Linked DNA regions of Homo sapiens: region 2 is linked to region 1. Evidence: chromatin contacts called from ENCODE Hi-C or POLR2A ChIA-PET data. All regions are on one chromosome and are shown on one strand. The core of a region is the stretch at or near the end of the contact, and the rest is flanking DNA. Distances in the headings are between cores, read along the strand shown.

Region 1 (3,729 bases), core at 483-2,982:
GGTAGGGAATGGGAGGGGCAGGTGTCTTCCAAAGTTTGCAGTTCTCCTAACTTGTTTTGCCCTAGGTCCGCTGAATGCAGTATTACAGTCATGGCAAATGTCACCGTACTGATGTGCTTAACATAGATGTAATGTTTTCTAGAGGGTACGCTAAAACTCTTGGAGGGAGTGGGGGGTGGGGGTTATAAATCTTTATGTTATTTTTCTGTTAATGTCAAGGAACAGTTCATCCTTCTGGGTCTGTATGTTTAAACTGAGAGTGAATATTAATAGGAATTTACGGTACTCATGTTGGAAATTGCTACCCTCATTTAGAAACCATTAACCTTTATGTTAATAAAATAATGTTTTTAAATGAGCATATGAAATCTGTGTTGAACAGCTGCGGTCTTTCCGGAACACTAACTTAAAAAATGCTCAGCATACTTTTTGAAAATCAAAAGCATGTGGGTGGGATGAAGTCACCTGAGCAATTTTCTATAATTACAACTTTCAAGGCCTTTTCCTTTGTCTTTTTCCAGCTAACCTAAAATACACATGCACGCATGTGCACCCTCACACAGACAGCAGCACAAACCTGTGATTTTCTTCTTTCTCTCTATGGACTTTTTGGCCTTGTTTTTGTTAAATAGTTGCAGTTCCCTAGGAGGATATGTGTTGTCTTGTTCCTTCTCTAGTTTATTTGAAACCTTATATCTTTGAGAACTTTGGAACTCCCCAGAACAGGCTAGATGTCCACCTAGACTCCCAAGCTTTGAATGCCCTGTCCTAAAGTATTTCTAGGTGCGTTGGATCTAAACTGATTCCCCTAGGGTGACAGTGGAAACCCCAAAATGCCGACATCCTAGAGAATGACCAGGAACATGCTCAAGTTGTTACACAGTTTTTTGTACGTGCTGAGGTTCCTCAGTGCCATCCTGGTCAGCCAGTACTGGAATGTGACAGAACTGGCATTTGTGCCCAGGAACAGCCTACGCTGGGAATTCGCTTCTGCATTCTGATAATTAAGTCTGCTGTGCTGCTAATATTGTTCCCTGAAGGAAGGAGAGCTAGGGAATAATATCATTCCCACTTGTACCTTTTAATTAACAGAGGAGTGGAATGGAAAGAGTTTTAAAGAAGACTTTGATGAGAGAAGATCGGTACCTGACATAGTCTGGTAATTCCATCATTGTCGAACACATTTTAAGAATACCACCGCCAGTTTTTTCAGTGAGCTAACTGAAAATAATTCTAAACTTTGGCTTATTTTATGTGTAGAATAAAATTATTGATTTTCCAAGAGCATTCATTAAGAAGTGCCTTGCTAAGAAGTGTTAAGCGTGAAGTAGTGTAATATGTCTGTCCTACTATTTTAGGGGTCACTCCTTCTTCATCTTCCTCTTCTCTTTCCTCTAAGTAACCAAAGCTCTTCACCTAGAATGGAATTTGGGGCTTACATTTTCCTTACTATCATATAGCTGTTTCTTGTTACCGAAAGCAGAGAGAGCTTTTTCAGGGAGGTTAAAATTATCGTTATCTTGTTATAGTGTTATTTTTTCCTTCTTAGTAAGTTAGGAGCAATGCTTTGTCTTCCTGAAGCTGTCTGAAAAGATGCTTGTATACATGTGTATAGCGCTTTGGGTCATAGAAATTAGGTGTTATGTCATCTGTTTCAGAAGATGCACTAATGCATCAAAAACAAGTGACAGGGAAAACAATGCAGTGAGTAATCTTGTTGCCTCAAAACTGAGCAAACGTTTTGGGAGAGCAAGTTCTTGCGGGACATCACTAAATAAGAATGAGTTGATGTCACACTTGGCAAGAAGCAACTCTTTAAAATTTTTTTTTTCCATACAAATAGTACAACATGACTGGGAGGAGGGATTGTGGGCAAAGGGTAAAGAATTATGGAGGGAAAATGAGCAGGAGAAGGAATGTGAGAATGAGCTGCTTGCTACAAAAATAATTAATATGTAATCAAAGCCATGTTTGTTTTGTCAGGAAAAATCTGAGTCAGAACATGAGCTGATGAAGGGGAGAGATGTTTACCATGTCCTCCCCCACACCCTCAGAGGGCCGTTGTGTGCAGATCCCTGCGGAGGGTTGTGTAACCATCTTGACTCATTTTCAGGGAAGAATGGCCCCTGTAGCTCTTTTGGCTCAATATAATGCTGCATCAAGGATGAGTGAAGAAGTCTCTGGAATACAGTGCTATCAAACTCAAAATATGGTCATTTTAATGAGAATTTCCAAACACTAGGAGGCAATACTGTGCAGACCTTGTGCCACCACCTGCCTCCCCCTTCCCAGATATCTGTGCGATATTGGGAATTCAGGCAGCCCAATCGATAGCTGATTTTACCTTTTCCTACAAGGCAGAAAATGTCAAGATTAGCCAACTATTTATTGAAATTAGTTGGAGTTATCTGGCTACATGAGTGTCTGTGGTCCAGTGTATCATAATAAGAGTGGGAGAGACGGTTGGGGTGCTACTGGCATCTTGGGTGGGCCAGCCTTTATTGTGTGTCACTGCCGTGTATTGGCAATTTTTGTCCCTGCCCACTGAATTGCCAGTGGTGCCCCAGTCTCTGCGATGGCCAGGAGAGGCCTTCCTTCTTCCAGATTACCTCTGTGTGTTTCAGGGGGGCTAAAACAGTATGTGTTTTACAGTATTACTAAGCAGCACAGTTTTCTTTGTTGTTCCTTAGCATAAAGATCTTGGAAAGTTTTAAGAAGTTGTGTGTTTATACTGTAGCATAGGTTTCATTCAACCTATCACTCCTATTCACTCCTCAGAGTGAATTTCAGGGAAAAACAACAGTATTGGGGGAAAAAGTTTGGAAAAATTGGATGGAGGGAAGGAAAAAAAAAGGTGAATTGCAAAAGGGTTTCTTACGTAGCCCACTATTGTTCCCCAAATCAACACTCACTCTCCAGCTCTTTGGGTGGTTGCTCTGCATTTTCAAGAGGCAGCCTGGGGTGGAGGTCAGGGTTGCAGGTAAGGTAGAGGGGAAATAAGAGAGGACAGGGAAGAGGCAGGCATGAATAAAAGATTTGGATTGGAATATAAAGATGGAATACAATGGAGATAATGAAAGACCATAACAAAGAAACAGGAGATTTTACATGGCATTGTTAAGCTTACAATGTTGGCATTTTGGGGACAATTCTGAGTACCACAGATCTAGAACTTCTAAAAGAAAAACCCTCTGAGATAATTACAGCAGTTAAAGACCTTCACATACATGTTGAATTAATAGTATTTAATGTCCCTTTGTAGGTTTCAATCTTTTAAGCCTGTCCTGCCAAAGACTGTGTCCTTCTAGGTGCTTAGCCAGTAATTTAGGTGTACTGTCACCAGTTGTTTCCGTCATGACTTCTAAGTCTCAGCAGCCATTTTCCCTTAGGTTTTATTAACTGAGTCAGTAACTCAAAGTGTCATTGTTTTCCACTCATCTGGACTTTCTGAAAATAACACAGTGCTTTATTGGAAAAGCTAAGCATAGACATTAGCCAAATGTTTGCTAAAAATTAACCAAATTAAATGTTATTAAATAAGATGTGCAAATAGAGGAAAATTTTGAGAAGTATGAACAAATCCCACTAATCTTTGTTGTCAGTCACTACTTAGAACCTTGGCTTCGCACCAAGGCTGAATTAAGTTGAAGAATGTTTTCCGTAATGCTTCCCCTACCTTTTAAGTTGGTTTGAAAACATTCAGTTGCATGTGTACCACTGGATTTTTAG
Region 2 (3,692 bases), core at 955-3,454, 110 kb after region 1:
AAGAAGTGCTGACAGACTAATTGCTTAGGGTGCAGGAAGGCTTTGTGGCAAGATTACTGAACTCAGAATTAGAAGAATTCAGTTTTTTCTAGTCCTGTCCTTACAATGATCTGCTCTATGACCTTCACTAAGTCACAGTCTTGCCACCACTCAATGGAGTGAAATCTATGTAGCCAAAGGAGGTGCTTTCACTCCCTCCGGGAAAAGAAAAAATGAGTAAGGTTATTTGCTTTCCAATCTAAATATTCCTTGCTGTCCAAACCCAAACACCAAACAGATTCTGATAAATTTTCAGATATACGCCTTGCTATTCAAACCCTCGCTATTCACTAAGTCCGAATCAAGGAGATTTGGATGACGGGATCCTCGTATATTTTTAACATTAAATTTAAAAACAAGGCAGGGCTCGGTGGCTCACGCCTGTAATCCCCGCACTTTGGGAGGCCGAGGCAGGCGGATTGCCTGAGGTCAGGGGTTCGAGACCAGCCTGGCTAACATGGTGAAACCGTCTCTACTAAAAATACAAAAATTAGCCAGGCATGGTGGTGGGTGCCTGTAATCCCAGCTACTCAGGAGGCTGAGGCAGGAGAATCGCTTGAACCTAGAAGGCGGAGGTTGCAGTGAGCCGAGATTGCGCCACTGCACTCCAGCCTGGGCAACAGAGCAACACTCCGTCTCAAAAACAAAAATAAAAATAAAAAAACAACAAATAACATGTTAAGTCTTATTAGAAGATAGTACCTTTTTAACTGAGCCTTGAACAAGATCCTGAAATCTGACTCAAGTATTTATCTTCATCTCTTTGAGTTATATTGTATTAGACTTTCTCCCACTTCAAGAAACACACAAAATATGCCCTTGAAAACTGCTAGAAGTGCAGGAAGTTGAGAGGGAATCATCTTTCATTATGCCCTGTATTATGTTTAATTCAAGCATAATTCAGCCAGACGCCTGTCTCTACTGTCTAGGCTCAGTGCAGGGTCCTCAATGCAACAAGTTAGAATGGTAGGCAGTTGACAACTATGCCACCTGCAGAATGTAAAAAGAGTGGCCTGGCCTCCAACCTGACCAAGTGTCTTTCTATATATTTTTTAACACAGAAGCAGTTAAAGCTCTTCCACTTACTGAAGTTCTTAAGGTAATCTGATAGGCAGAATACATGGATCCATTATAGAAATCACAAATTCCTTTGTGTCACAGGCCCTCAGGATACCTGCACCTTACAGTTTCATGGTTTCATTTTTTTTTTTTTTTTTTGAGACGAAGTTTTGCTCTTGTTGCCCAGGCTAGAGTGCGATGGCATGATCTCAGCTCACTGCAATCTCCGCCTCCCGAGTTCAAGAGATTCTCCTGCCTCAGCTTCCTGAGTAGCTGGGACTACAGGTATGCACCACCACCCTCGGCTAATTTTGTATTTTTAGTAGAGACGGGGTTTCTCCATGTTGGTCAGGCTGATCTGGAACTCCTGACCTCAGGTGATCCACCTGCCTTGGCCTCCAGTTTCATTTCTTACCGTTTCCAATGATGACCTCCAGCCACATAAAACTCATTGTTATTTCACATTTCCATGCCGTTCTCTTGTCCAAGAATACCACCCTCACACCGCCCCATGCATGCACACGTAGAAGCCACGGTACATACAGCATACACATGTGGGCAAGCCCCATGATCATACAGCAGAGGAAGTAAGAACACAAGCCCTTGTACCTGAGTTCCTGTCCTGGCTTTACCACTTTCTAGTTGTCTGATTTGTCAAGTTACTTAAGCCCCTCCTACTCTAATTTCCTCATCTATAAAATGAGGATAATGATCACACCTATCTCACAGAGTTGTTGAGATAATTAGTTAGTATATCAAAAGTATTTTGTGCCTGGCGTATAGTAAAGCACTCAGGAGGTATCACTGGTTATTGCTTTTTTTTTTTTTTTTTTTGAGACAGAGTCTCACTCTGTCGCCCAGGCTAGAGTGCAGTGGCGCGATCTTGGCTCACTGCAACCTCCGCTTCCCGGGTTCAAGCGATTCTCCTGCCTCAGCCTCCCGAGTAGCTGGGACTACAGGCGCATGCCACCACATTTGGCTAATTTTTTATTTTTAGTAGAGACAGGGTTTCATCAAGTTGGCCAGGCTGGTCATGAACTCCTGACCTCAGGTGATCTGCCCACCTCGGCCTCCCCGTTTTTTTGTTACGGTGATCAAACATTCAGTATCTAGCGCCATCTGTGGGGCCTTCCTCCACCTTTGAGCTGCGGCTGTTTAGCTACACCTCCTTAGTATTCATCTGAGACAAAAAGTGGAAAAAGGAATGCCTGTAAGGTTAACTTCCCAAAGTGTGCCCCAGAGCACTGGCGTCCTGCAAGAAGCTGACAGACAGGATAGCGGTCTAAAAAGTGAGAGAAATATTGTATATCCTAGCTCCCTGGCAGAGTCAGAGCACATGTTAACTTACTAAAGGTTCTAAAAAGTATTTTCAAAGAAACTGGTTTCATTTATTGAAGTCTAGTAAGTTTCCCCAAACTTATCTGACCATGGAATTCCCCCTAAAATATATTAATAGCTAGTAGAATTCACACTTACAAAATGCTACGCTAGGGTCAAAGCAACTACTGAAATGGAGTCAATCAGAACTCCTGTACTTACAAGTACAACCCACAGACAATCTCAAAAAAAGGGGGTCAGCCAATATTGGTATATAAGTGCCCACTGTTTAGAATTTATGCTTTTGTTTCTATTCGTGTTTTGTTCCTTTTCAGTCTCTCTAATTGAATAACACAGTCATTATTTAAGTGAGTTTTTTCCCCAAGGTAGTTCTTGTAACAATAAATGTTAAAGATTCTCATCATTCTTTGCTTTTCTTACACCTACCCAACCTAACAACTGTCAGGCACTATTTTAATTACAATTAAATTGTATGATGTTAAATTTTAATGTGGTGTCTATTAACATGTAGTTTTGGTGTTTCTCTTTTTTTTCTTAAAGACAGGGTCTCACTCTGTTGCCTAGGCTGGAGTGGCATGATCTCAGCTCACTGCAACCTCTGCCTCCCAGGCTCAAGTGATCCTCCCACCTCAGCTTCCCGAGTAGCCAGGGCTACAGGGGAACACCACCACGCCCAGCTAATTTTTGTATTTTTGTAGAGACAGGGTCCTTCCTATGTTGCCCAGGCTGGTCTCAAACTCCTAGGCACAAGTGATCTACCCACCTTGGCCTCCCACAGTGCTGGGTTTACAGGCATGAGCCACTGCGCCCTGCCAGTTCTGGTGTTTCTCTAAAGAACTGTCTTCATATATTTTTCAATTCTGGCTCTAAAACAGTTCCTGGAATGGTTGTCATTTAAATTCAACAAAACAGCTTGGGCAACATGGATAAACCCAATCTCTGTTAAAAAAAAAAAAAAAAAAAAAGAAAGAAAGAAAAAATTAGCCAGGCATGGTGGAGTATTCCTGTAGTTCCAGCTACTTGAGAGGCTGAGGTGGGAGGACTGTTTGAGCCCAGGAGGTTGATGATGCAGTGAGCTGTGATCGCACCACTGCACTCCAGCCTGGGTGACAAAGTGAGACCCTGTCTCAAAAAAATACATACATACATCCAACAAAACAATATTCCAATAAATGTTCTCAAAGAGAAAACAGAGAATCCAAGGAAACACCACTTGAATTTCATTTGAACCTTATAAATGATTATTTTTATAAATA

Evidence for each region. A loop is a pair of places that touch in the nucleus more often than their neighbours do. ChIA-PET counts read pairs that join two places held with the same protein, here RNA polymerase II (POLR2A). Pooled maps may share reads with other maps.
Region 2: a loop to region 1 is called in a map of posterior vena cava, with 30 times the contacts of the local background. The contact joins two enhancer-like sites. A Hi-C loop is called at or near these places in 9 of 168 maps with a recorded cell type or tissue (Caco-2, GM11168, GM12878 and 5 more) and 6 of 50 pooled maps. POLR2A ChIA-PET finds 5 or more read pairs at or near these places in 7 of 52 experiments (CD4-positive, alpha-beta memory T cell, Caco-2, Panc1 and 4 more).

The regions. Positions count from the first base shown.
Region 1 is chr12:12,396,464-12,400,192 of GRCh38, forward strand. All of the region lies in intron 2 of BORCS5 (BLOC-1 related complex subunit 5), which reads left to right. Among named protein-coding and RNA genes, the nearest start is that of BORCS5, 41 kb to the left of the region's middle. Within about 2 kb of position 1,733, at least 21 of the 41 ENCODE cell types and tissues checked have a DNase peak (open chromatin) inside an H3K27ac peak, as active enhancers do.
Region 2 is chr12:12,501,312-12,505,003 of GRCh38, forward strand. The region is part of intron 3 of DUSP16 (dual specificity phosphatase 16); the gene reads right to left. Among named protein-coding and RNA genes, the nearest start is that of DUSP16, 60 kb to the right of the region's middle. Within about 2 kb of position 2,205, at least 2 of the 41 ENCODE cell types and tissues checked have a DNase peak (open chromatin) inside an H3K27ac peak, as active enhancers do.